Linked DNA regions of Mus musculus: region 2 is linked to region 1. A link is a contact called in ENCODE Hi-C data. All regions are on one chromosome and are shown on one strand. The core of a region is the stretch at or near the end of the contact, and the rest is flanking DNA. Distances in the headings are between cores, read along the strand shown.

Evidence for each region. Hi-C counts contacts between places; a loop is a spot of excess contacts on that map.
Region 2: a map of heart shows a loop between it and region 1 (18-fold over the local background). The contact joins the promoter of Ube2cbp here to the promoter of Phip in region 1. A Hi-C loop is called at or near these places in 6 of 37 maps with a recorded cell type or tissue (heart and left cerebral cortex).

What each region holds. Positions count from the first base shown.
Region 1 is chr9:82,974,192-82,980,887 of GRCm38, reverse strand. It overlaps Phip (pleckstrin homology domain interacting protein), which reads left to right and starts at 5,399. Exons shown (of 40, transcript NM_001081216.1): 1 at 5,399-5,636; 2 at 5,742-5,800; 3 at 5,932-5,961; 4 at 6,155-6,214. The coding sequence starts at 5,597.
Region 2 is chr9:86,461,328-86,467,375 of GRCm38, reverse strand. It overlaps Ube2cbp (ubiquitin-conjugating enzyme E2C binding protein), which reads left to right and starts at 2,460. Exons shown (of 10, transcript NM_027394.2): 1 at 2,460-2,635. The coding sequence starts at 2,559. Dop1a (DOP1 leucine zipper like protein A) reads right to left here and starts at 222. Exons shown (of 39, transcript NM_177208.3): 1 at 80-222.

The DNA of each region.
Region 1 (6,696 bases), core at 4,150-6,649:
ATGGGATTTACCACTAGAAACCAAAGTCTCAGTGATGAAAGAGGAGGAAAAATTAGATACTTTGAAAATGACTGAAAGTGTAGGGGATGTGGAAATCGGAGGCAAGAACTTACTCAGAAACCCAAGACTGAAGGATTAGATAAAAAGCGCACTGTGGGGACATGCACCAGCCAGGGAAGAAAGAGGAGAGCTTTCAAGAACCAGGAATTTTCACTTTGATTTTTTTTTTTTTTATGATTTTTAAAAGTTAAGGAGATGTGCTGAGTCAGGATGAGGGCAGTAGAAAAAGACAAGGAAGTTCTTCCTTCTCACGTGATACTACTTTCTTAATATTTCTTAAGATAGTCCCTCAAGGATGCCCAGCAATACGACCAGCAGTCGCTGTGGAAAGGAAAGAGCAAGGGTGTTCTTACTACAACGTTCTGCAGAAAGGCTGTTTGTCTATGAAATCACTCTTGTTCGGTACGTGTTTTCCACACCTGAATGTAAGCATGAGAATTATGAAGGTAATAGGATTTGTAATCCCAGAATCTAATTATAAGCTTTTCATAAACTTCAGCACACATATCTCAATAGGATAATGTTGGTATTACTCTGTAGGTGTATGATGGACAGCCTAGTGCTGGCTGGCCAGTAACGTTTCAGTAGGAGAAAGCAACAAGGGTCAGGGGAGGAGGCCTTGCAAAATAGGCACACGTATGAAAACAAAAACAACCTGCAAATACTCTATAATAGGCCTCCTATTTTCTAATTCTGAAATTGGGGAGAATATTTTTGATTAACCGAATGGGTTAAATCTAATGTCATCTCTTTAAACTTCACTAAAAACTAAAATTAATTCTCAATTTTGAGTTAGACTTGACTTCTACTGGCAATCTGAAAGCTTAGGTCTTATTCCTTTGAACGGTTTTCCTTCCTCACCAACAGGTCAACTTTGGTGTCTTTGGTTCCTAGTATTTTTCTTATGAAGACATTTCTCAATATTTGTTGGATAAGCCTCCCTCCCTTCTCCCCAAAGTTGATTTTCATTACTTGGGGGTCTTGAAGTTTAGGAATTAAGTATTTATAAATACAAGAGATTTCTTAACTCTGGTCCTGAAATCCTGTCTTTAAAAAAAATCACACCAATAATACTATATTTTATTTAAAATACCACCAGCAGCAACTTTCCGGAGCCTGGGCATCCTCCTCTCCATCCACCTTCCTTTTCCAGTGTTCTCTCTGAGTCCAGCCCCCTCCCTGTCCATCAAACACCTTGCTAGGATAATACATGCCTGCAGACTTCTGTATGTGTTCTCTCCTCTGGAACAGCCTTTTTCTAAGTCATCTACTGTGCTGCTCTGGATCTGGGAGGAATATGTTCTAAAACTGTTTTTCTTCTGTAATATCTAACTGTACTGTTAAAGTCATAAAGTGGTTTTAAACAATGTATATGGATTTATCCATGAAAGTATGTATTTCTTTTACAAACTAACATGCAACAATTGTAAACTACAGGGGTTACTTAATTAGGAGGAAAAAAAAGCTTGAATAAATTACTAACATTAAAATAAGAAAGGGAACATACGATTATTGGAATTTAGCTAATATTTGTTACAGATTATAAGAAAATGTACTACAATTTATGGGAAAAGTTTTCAGTGATCTCGTAAGGGGGAATCATTAAATAAAATTAAATAGCAAAACCAAAACACCCCCCCCAACCCAAACAAACCAACAACAAACATGTTATCAAATGATGGAGTGGTTTACTAAAGTACATTGACCCTGTTCTTTCTGAAGGTATCAAAACACTATAGCTGCTCATGAGATTCAGATTTGATAGTCACGGGTTGAAGAGACAATAGGGGGTGAGAAGAAACAGATTGGCATGGCAGAAGACGCAGAAGTGGAGAGCATGCCACAGCAGTGTGGATGAGCAGAATATGCCCCCCAAAGGCCCTTATGGTAGCATGCTACATTTTGTTCCTCAGGGCAAATAAATAGGTTTCTGCTTTATTTCACTGAGTGAAACTTTTTGCTCTGAAAGTAGCAAATGGGCAGAGAATATATAGCTGAATTGTAGTTGGCTGGCACAGCAGGAGCAAGAAAACCTGGGTTCACTGCTCAGCCTTACAAAGTATCAAAACAAAACAAAACAAAACAATGTAATTGCTCACCTAAACCTCATAAGGGTAACATAATACCAGTCCAGAACCATGACTTACAGATAAGGTCAGCCCGGAATCCAGTTTTAGCTTTGTGTCAGACACCATACTATAGGAGAGAAATCAAATTTTATAAAAGTAGTAGAACTTTAAAGTTTATAATTAGTGTCCATCTTATTCTAGAGAAGACGTAAATGGCAGAGTTGATCCAGTATGGAATTTCACAGAAACTTGGAAAAAGTTTATAATCCTTCTAAAGAGACTATCAGATAAAAATTAGTTTTTGCTTTCAAGAGTTCTTTTCTTCTTTGATTTTGTTTGTTTGTTTACTTGTTTGTTTTCTGTTTTTTTTAGCTTCTTAATTAAAATGCACTGAGAAGTACTTTTTAATGGTATTTTTTGGAGTACATAAAAACCATAAAGGACTAGAAAGGGGTATGGATTGAATTTAAACTGTCTTTATAGAGAAACAAATCAACTGTGGGAAGAACTATGCACACCTCTGCTTTGGGAACAAAATACAGGATTTCTAAACAAGAACTTGTATTTGATAAGCATAGACATTTTGCATACACATGCACAATAAACGACTTAGCAATCTCAGTTAACCGAAATATTCTATGCTTGATGTTAAAGAAAGCGAAGTGATTTGGTTTTGTTTTTTTCAAAAGATAAAAGTCAAAAGAATGGACTTAGCAAGATGCAATTTAACAACTAGGGCTAAAAACAACACATTTTTTGGACTGAAAGAATTAGAGAAATCCTAATTTTTGTCAAGCACTCTTTATATTTTACGAAAAACAACCATAGGAATTAATTTAAAGGCAAGCTTACAACTGTTTTCAAAAGAAACTAAAAACATTGTCAAAGTTAGCCAAAATGTTAGTAATGACATGTTTAGAAGGAAGCAGGCTTTCCTTAAACAGTTTTTTATTTTTGTTTTCAGTCTCAAGAAAAAGCTCCCATGGCTTCTGCATGGAAAACATACATGGTATCATGCTAGCCTCCCATGTCTCCTAACACCTACAAAACTTTATCCAGATACAGTTTACATTACTTGCCAAAATTTGATTTTTACCTCTCAAGGGCAAAACATCTAAGAGGAAGAATTAGATTAGTGTTGCGTGCAGAACCAGCAAGCCTCAAGTAGAATTTTTAGTTCTCAAAATCTGTTCATTTAAAGACCTTCTCAATGAAGTACCTAAATTATTTGAAGGACATAATGCATTTTAAAAAGTTAAGATAAAACAACATTAGTCACATAAATAAATACAATTGCAAAGGCATATAAAATATGTTTTATGCCTAATTATTCAGAAGCAGGCTACTTTACCTAACATTGTAAGACTAGGATTACACGTTTTAAAAATGCAAACATGTCCAGATTCTGAGGCTAGCCACACCAGTTTAGGGGCAGATCTTATAATACTGTAGCATTAGGACCAATCGGGGTAACCTCTTATTTTTATTGAGTTACAAAAGGCAATTTTACATCCATGATTCCAAAGGGGGTTGAGACGGTTTCCTCGTGCTCACATGTGTGAGAATGTCTGGTGTTTTAGTGCTCTTGCAGTACAGCCTAAGGCGGCTGCAGCATTTCCCACTAGGAAGGCAGGGAGCTAGGAGGGTGCAGGGCTTGAGGAAACAATCCCGGAAAACCACAATCCAGCTTCTTGGTCCTTACCTCACAAATTACCTTTTAAAATCAGACCCATAAAATGCAGCTTATTATCTAAGAAATTCAAAGAGGATCTTTTGTTAAGGATTAACAAAAGAATGACTAGCCTAATTCTCTTTAAAAGGCCAACCTTTAAAAAAATTGAACTCTCAAAGTCTTTTTGGAAAGTGCTTAATTCATCTGGAGATAAATATCACTCGGTGTCCTTGTTTTTTAACAAACGGCCTTTTCCATTGTTTCCATTAATTTCACCCATATTCGTTTTAAAAATAACAAGGCCCCTATCCTCATCAGCAAAACACAGATGAACGATGTATCATATAAAACCAGTAATTACATTAGGATTTACGAAAAGATTTTTGTTTCTGCTTTTCGCCAGTTTTTAAGAAGTCTTCCCGTGATTAACTGTAAACAGGAATGGTTTACACCGTAAATTAGAAGCCATTAATTAGCATGACGAAGTCAACTGCAAGATACACAGATAATTTAAATTATTTAATCACTAATCACCTTTGCTAAACTGTAATATACTCTTTCAATAACCTTCGGTAGGTTATCGACCGTGTCAGTAATTTACCTCCATATCAGTTAGAGATAAGTATTAGCTAGCGCCCTTTCCTTTCCTTCAGGTTTATATTAGCCCTTCTTGTAAACACTTTAAAAAGCTTTAAGGTTCTTCACTTCCAAATCCCTAATTAGCCATCACTAGCCTTTTTGTAATAAGTGGGGGAAAAGATGAGCTGAAGTACAAATCTGGAGTTCCTCTTGCCCGTTTATCAAAACAAAAACATTTTTTTTTTTTAAACGAACGCTTCAGGCGATGGTAGTAATAAAAGAAATATGCAGAGGTGGCTTCGGGGAATAACGGGTTTGCAGAACGCAAGTGGCTCAAAAAAAAAAAAAAAAAAAAAAAAGCCCGAACCTCTATTGCAACCCACGGCACTCCAATAAATTACACAACACTTGCCCAGGCTGCAGAAATATCGCAGGACAAGACTTACACGGATGCCAATCCGCAGCATTTATACACATGCACATGGCAAGACTGAAAGCAAACACTAGCGTTCAAGTCGGGCAGGGCAGCGCGATCCCGACTTGGCCCAGCTTGAGAGTGCTCGCTGAGAGTCTCTGTGCGTGCGTGAGAGTGAGCCCAGTCCTCCCGGCATTTCCCCTCTTTGAGCAGTTTTGCTTCATTTGTTTCCTATTTCTGCTACATAGAAACTAACTTCCATCTCAACCCAGCCAGCGCCGCTGAATAGAGCCTGTGCTGCGGCTCCGTGTGCGTCAGATCCCTCCGCGCAGCCGTGCCGGCCCCCTCCTCCCCTCCCTCCCTTTCTCCCTCCCGCCCGCGGCCTCTTTAGAGAAAGCGCCCGCCAGGCAGCCCGCCGCTTCGGCTCCGACATCTCCTCGCGCTGGAAATAAATAAATAAGTGGCGGCCCAGGGCGCGCGGAGCGACGACCGCGCGGGCGCGGGCCTAGGCCGAGGCACTCCTTTTCCCGCGGGGGGCGGGGGCGGCGAGTGCGGGGCCGCGAAGGCGCGGACTCCTTTCTGCGGCGGAGGGATCCCGGCGGAGGCGGCCGCAGCCGGGGCCGCTGCCTGAGAGTTGTTGTTTCCTCCTCCTCCTCCGCCTCCGCCGCCGTTGCTTGAATGGTGGAGCCGAGGCTCGGCTCGTGAGCACACACTGACAGCTACAGGGCAGGCGGCGGCACCGTCCCCGCGTCCCCTCGGCGGCGGGGTGTCCCGCCGGCGGCCCCGAAGTGACCCGCAAACATGTCTCGTGAGAGGAAAGGCCTCTCGGAGCTGCGATCGGGTAAGTCGGGCGCTGCGGGGCCGCCGCGCCGGGCGGACTCGCCCGCGGGCCCCCGCCCCCCGCGGCCGCTCAGCCCGTGTCTCCCCGTCCTTCTCTCCCGCGCAGAGCTCTACTTCCTCATCGCCCGGTTCCTGGAAGATGGACCCTGTCAGCAGGCGGCTCAGGTAGGCGGCGCGCGGCGCGGGGACGGGCGGGCGCTCGCGGTGGCCGCCCGCGGGCGTGGGGGAGGGCGGCGGCGGCGGCGGGGCCGCGGCCCGGGGCGCGGGGGCTCAGCGTCCCCGCTTTGTTGTTGCAGGTGCTGATCCGCGAAGTGGCCGAGAAGGAGGTAAGGGCGCGGCGGCCCGGCGCCGTCCCGCCGCCGCACGGCCTCCCCCGGGCCGCTGCGCAAGCTCGGGCGTCCGGCGGGGCGCGGGACGCGGGGCGCGGGGGGTCCCCGGCGGGGCGCGGGGCGGACTGGGGAGGGGAGCGGCGTCGGTCCGGGCCGGGGGCCGCGCTCACCGGGCGTCCTGTCCCCGCAGCTGCTGCCCCGGCGCACCGACTGGACCGGGAAGGAGCACCCCAGGACCTACCAGAATCTGGTGAGACATTCCTAGCGCACTGCAAAGAAACTTTTCCCCGAGTCGAATAAAAATTGAATTTCCCGCAATTTTTTACAGAGACAAAAACTTGGCCCCAGAACGGGAAAAGCTGCAAAGGCCACGGGGAGGGTTGGGAGGCCGGAGCGGGGGCTGCGGGGGGCGGCAGCCGGGGGTGCGGGCGCCCCGGGGCCGCGGGGTCCGCGGACAATTTATTTGTGATATTTTGTTAATGTGCTAGAAATAAAGATACGTCATGAGTGTTGTGCAGTGCAAGGCCAGAGGAGGAGGGGCCGGCGCGCGTATCCGCGCGGGGGCGCGCGCGCGGCGGCGGCGGCAGCGGGAGCGGCGCAAGCCTGGAGAGCGCGCTCGCCAGCTCCTTGCTTGCTCTGCACGCGCGGCCGGCTCAGCTTTCTCCAGCTCCACACAATAGCTGGTGACTAACTGCTCCGAAGTGGCATTAGCATTTCACAAGAAGGCCTTTG
Region 2 (6,048 bases), core at 1,211-3,710, 3.5 Mb before region 1:
CAGGCCAAGCCCGGAGACGCTCGCCCGAACCGTGCCGCGTCTCGCCGCGCGACCGCGCCGGGGGCGGGGACGCTGTTACCTGCCGCGGGCTCTGCTGCTCCCCGCTGGCGCCGCTCTCTTGGCAACCGCGGCAGCCGCACGAAGGCCGCCAGCCCAGGGCCTAGTGACAGCTACCAGCGTGCACCGCGCGCGCCCACGCCGGCGTCGACGTCGGCGGCCTCCGTCCCCGCCCCCGTCCCCGTCCGCTGCTCGGCGGCCACGGCTAGCCGGCGCCACAGCGCCCTCGTGCGGGCGACCGGAGAGACGGCGGAGGGAAGGCGGGAAAGGTGTGAGCAAGGAGCCAGCGAACCATCATTTTGATGGAATGGGGGAATTGAAAACAGTTTTGAAGTATTATTTAAGTACGATCATCTGGATCCACCAGCACTTTATGCGCGTCATTTCAGGCACAGTTTGTGTGAAACCGAGAGCCAGTTTAGCACTTTTTTTTGTATCTAGCCGTCTTTCAAACGCGTATTCGAAAGGGTTGTTGTCTTTACAAGTGTTTTTGCGTGTTCTAGTTTTAAACCATATATGAGGAGCACGCTAATCTGAGGACGCTGTGTATTTTGCTAGGTGTCAATATTAAGTATTGCCAAAATTTAAGTAATATTCTGTGTTAAAAGTATAAGAGAACAATTGTCCTTCAAATAAATGAGTTGCCACCAAATAGTAGTTACCTTTGCTTTTTTTCAAAAATTATTTACTTATATTTTATATGGGAGTGCCACAGGTATGTGTGTGCATGCATGGAGCCCAGAAAAAGAGGTCAGATGCTCTGAAGTTGCAAGCAATTATGAGTGCTATAAACCTAGCTTCCCAGTCCTGTGAAACAGCAACCAAGTGCTCTTAACCACAAAGCCAACCCTCCATCCCAAAGCTTTTACTTTTTAAAGCTATTATTCCCTCTTATGATCTCAAATTGTTGGAATGAAACAGGAATTTATATAGCAACATGATAAACTTTAAAACACCTCAAAGGTTGATATTAGAAAAGTTATCTGAAATCACATTTTCAGTATACTTAAGACCAGTTTTTGTTTTGAGACAGTCTTGCCACATAGCTCTAGACGGCCCTGTACTCACATAGCCCAAACTGACCTTGAACTTTCAGCAATCCTGCCTCAGTCTCCTAAATGCTGGGGTTGCAGATATACGCCATCCTCTTTGGATTAAACCTATTTAGAAATGCTTCCAGTTTGTTCAATGTCAGATAATTATAACTATGAAATTATGAAATGGAACATCAATAAACAGGATTTCAGTCCTGGCTAGTTTTATGTCAACTTGACACAAGATAGAGTCTTCTGAAAGGAGGGAACCTCAATTGAGAAAATGCTTCCATAAGACCTAACTGTAACTCGTTTTTTAAAATAGTGATTGACCTAGGAGGGCCTAGCCTATGTTGGGTGGTGCTATCCCTGCCTGGGTCGGTGATCCTCGGTTCTATGGGGAAGCAGGTTCAGTGAAACCATGGGAGCAAGCCAGTAAACTCACCCTCCCATAGCTTCTGCATCAGCTCCCCCTCTCGGTTTCTGCCCTGTTTGGGTTCCTGTCCTGACATCCCTCAATGATGAACAGTGGTATAGAAGTGTAAGCTGAACACATGCTTTCCTCCCCAAATGCCTTTGGTACTGTTGCTTCATCACAGCAAAAGCAACCTTAACTAAGACAATCCCCATTATACAAGCTATGTTTTAAATAACAGCTTTCCATTCTTAAAAGGTGTCCAACTGAAATCCTATGGCCTGATATATTTGTTTATACCACACTAGATCTTTTACTGCATCAAACTTTCGAAATGTATCTTGTAGGAGCAATTAAGTTATGACTTCTTTTATTTCTGCAGTATAGTGGGAATGTATATCAGAAATTACTCATTTCCTTTTAGCTTCTCAAAAGTTACATGAATGGTCAGTCAAGATACAAGTCCACCAGTCTTTTAGTGGTTACACTGGTTTTTGCAACTGTTTCAGTCTTGGAAGTACCATATCTAGCGCGAAATGTAATGGCCAATCAATTGTGGATATTTTTGGATACATCATACGGAAGCTAATAAACTGTTCTAGTTCAAATAAAGGAGACTCCGATAAAGTGGGCTTTGGGGCTCTGGACCTATGGGAAGTACCACCTGTACAGCTTCTGCTCCATTATCTACCTCATCCTACTCAACTATCCAGAGAAGAGCTTCCCCTGGCCCAAACTGAGCTTTCTGTTCATTTCAGGGAAAGAAATGCTCGTAGTCATAGTCAAGCCCATCCAACATCCTTCCAGTGGAGGTCAGCTCTGCTCTCTGGGTCGCACCTGTCCTACTAGAGCGGCCACTGGGGCAAGGTCGGCGCCTCGGCAGTGCGCTCTCTTCCCGGTAGGTGGCGCTCTAGCCGACAGACGGCCGCCGCCGGATCCCTTCGCGCTACCTTGGCCTGGGAGCCAGCCGCCTGCTACGGCCGCACGTGCTCCCACCCTGTCCGGGTTCTAGTAACTGTGGGCTCGGTCCCGCGTGGGTCCCTGAGTCGGCCATGGCGGTGGCTGCGGCGGAAACGCGCGTGTTCCTGGAAGTGCGGAGACGGCTGCAGAGTGCGCTGCTAATCCTGGGGTAAGGGAGGGAGCACCGGTGCGCGGGACCGCGTGCATGGGCCAGGCGCGCGGCCCGGAGCCTGGTGCGCGTGTGCGTGGCACAGGAGCGCGGATGCGCGGGACCGAGGGAGCGAGCGCGCCGGGCAGTAGGCGCGTGCGCGGGACAATGTGCGCGTGCGCGGGGCGAGATGGGTTGCCCTGGCGAGCATTTTAGCCGCTGAACCATCTCCCCAGCCTGTCTGCGAACTTTAAATTTCATATTTACTACACAAACAAGAAACTTTTAGGGGGTAAAATGCTCCTTTTTGCTAATGGTCAGCAATTTTAATGGTTTGTGATCTCTTCGTGGGTTTTGCCTAGTTCTTAGTGACAAATGTATCAAATAGATGTGAAAATGTACTACAGAGCAGCACAGTTGTATTTTTTTTTTTCCTTAGCTTCGCCTTTTTTCCTAAAATCTGACAAGTAGCTAAAGTGGCAGTTTTGCATGCGGCCTGAGGACTGAACTCAAATCCTACCTTTCTCACATGGGCAGAATTACCTGGATTTCTTCAGTTTTAAGATTGGGATTGAGTCTAGGCTCAGTACAATTCATTTGTGTAGCTTGTACAGATCTTGAATACTCCCCAGTATGGGGATGAAGGGTGGGGAGGAGTGAGATCAATATCCACAATTTCTGTCCACTGTGTTTGGTAATTAAGAATACACACATTACCAAATACAGCTGCCTAATCCCTCGTACCAAACAAACTCTGTGAGAAACCTACTTTGCTAGACTGCCTGTTTGTCTCTCTGATCTTTTGACTGTTGACTTCTAACACAGCTCAGTCCCTTATCCTACTAAGAGAACCATGGTCTGGTCCCATTCAACCAATCTACACAATATCCCTGTTTCTCGAACTGTGTTGACATGTGTATTAGTCAGGGTCCTCTAGAGTAACTGAATTGATTGAATGAATCTGTCTATAAATAGAAAGAGGATTTATTAGAACGACTTAACAGCTTGCAGTCCAGCCAGTCCAACAGTGGCTATGAATGAATGTTGAGTCCAAAAATCCAGTGTTTGCTCAGTCCGTGAGGCTGTGTGTCTCAGCTGGTCTTCAGTGCACTTCCTAATGACAGTGAGAGGGAGGGCAAGCAAGCAAAGAGCTTCTTTCTTCCATGTCCTCTTCCCACAGAAGTTGTGGCTTATATTTGAGGTGGCTCTTCCCAGCTCAAAAGATCCGGATAAAGGAATGTCTTCCTACCTCAAAGGTAGGAAGTGAGTCTTCCTACTTCCAATTAAGTAAAAAAATCCCTCACCATGTGCCCTCCATGTTGGGGTTTTAATTAATTCCCGACGTATGTCAAGCTGACATAGCCAACTGATGTTTTGAAATTGATGTTTCAATCTGCCTTTCCCAACATGTTTTTGTTGTTTTGTTTTGTAAGACAGGGCCTAATAATGTATTCATGGCTGGTGTGGTTTACTATGTAACCAGTCTGACCTTGAACTCATAGATCTGCCTGCTTGCCTGTGCTTTCACAGGGCTGGGAACATCCAACAAGGCTTTGAGATTCATATTTCATCTCTGTGGTAGCTTAAATGAGTATTTCTTTCCCGTTTCTTTTTTTCTTCTTCTAAATTTACAAATCTTTTCTTTTTTTTTTTCTTTTTTTCTTTTTTTTTTAATTAGGTATTTTCCTCATTTACATTTTCAATGCTATCCCAAAGGTCCCCCATACCCACCTCCCCAATCCCCTACACACCCACTCCCCCTTTTTGGCCCTGGCGTTCCCCTGTACTGGGGCATATAAAGTTTGCAAGTCCAATAGGCCTCTCTTTGCAGTGATGGCCGACTAGGCCATCTTTTGATACATATGCAGCTAAAGACAAGAGCTCCCGGGTACTGGTTAGTTCATATTGTTGTTCCACCTATAGGGTTGCAGTTCCCTTTAGCTCCTTGGGTAATTTCTCTAGCTCCTCCATTAGGGGCCGTGTGACCCATCCAATAGCTGACTGTGATCATCCACTTCTGTGTTTGCTAGGCCCCGGCATAGTCTCACAAGAGACAGCTATATCTGGGTCCTTTCAGTGAAATCTTGCTAGTGTATGCAATGGTGTCAGCATTTGGAAGCTGATTATGGGATGGATCCCTGCATATGGCAATCACTAGATGGTCCATCCTTTCGTCACAGCTCCAAATTTTGTCTCTGTAACTCCTTCTATGGGTATTTTGTTCCCATTTCTAAGAAAGGGTAAAGTGTCCACACTTTGGTCTTCGTTCTTCTTGAATTTCATGCGTTTGGCAAGTTGTATCTTATATCTTGGGAATCCTAAGTTTCTGGGCTAATATCCACTTATCAGTGAGTACATATTGTGCAAGTTCCTTTGTGATTGGGTTACTTCACTCAGGATGATACCCTCCAGGTCCATCCATTTGCCTAGGAATTTCATAAATTCATTTTTTTAATAGCTGAGTAGTATTCCATTGTGTAAATGTACCACATTTTCTGTATCCATTCCTCTGTTGAGGGGCATCTGGGTTCTTTCCAGCTCCTGGCTATTATAAACAAGGCTGCTATGAACATAGTGGAGCATGTGTTCTTCTTACCGGTCGGGACATCTTCTGGATATATGCCCAGGAGAGGTATTGCGGGATCCTCCGGTAGTACTATGTCCAATTTTCTGAGGAACCGCCAGACTGATTTCCAGAGTGGTTGTACAAGCTTGCAATCCCACCAACAATGGAGGAGTGTTCCCCTTTCTCCACATCCTCACCAGCATCTGCTGTCACCTGAGTTTTTGATCTTTGCCATTCTGACTGGAGTGAAGTGGAATCTCAGTGTTGTTTTGATTTGCATTTCCCTGATGATTAAGGATGTTGAACATTTTTTCAGGTGCTTCTCTGCCATTCAGTATTCCTCACGTGAGAATTCTTTGTTCAGCTCTGGGCCCCATTTTTTAATGGGGTTATTTGATTTTCTGGAGTCCACCTTCTTGAGTTCTTTATATATATTGGATATTAGTCCCCTATCCGATTTGGGATAGGTAAAGATCCTTTCCCAATCTGTTGGTGGCCTTTTTGTCTTATTGACGGTGTCTTTTGCTTTGCAGAAGCTTTGCAATTTTATGAGGTCCCATTTATCGATTCTTGATCTTACAGCACAAGCCATTGCTGTTCTATTCAGGAATTTTTCCCCTGTACCCAAATCTTCGAGGGTGTTCCCTACTTTCTCCTCTATAAGTTTCAGTGTTTCTGGTTTTATGTGGAGTTCCTTAATCCACTTAGATTTGACCTTAGTACAAGGAGATAGAAATGGATCAATTTGCATTCTTCTACATGATAACCGCCAGTTGTGCCAGCACCATTTGTTGAAAATGCTGTCTTTTTTCCACTGGATGGTTTTAGCTCCCTTGTCAAAGATCAAGTGACCATAGGTGTGTGGGTT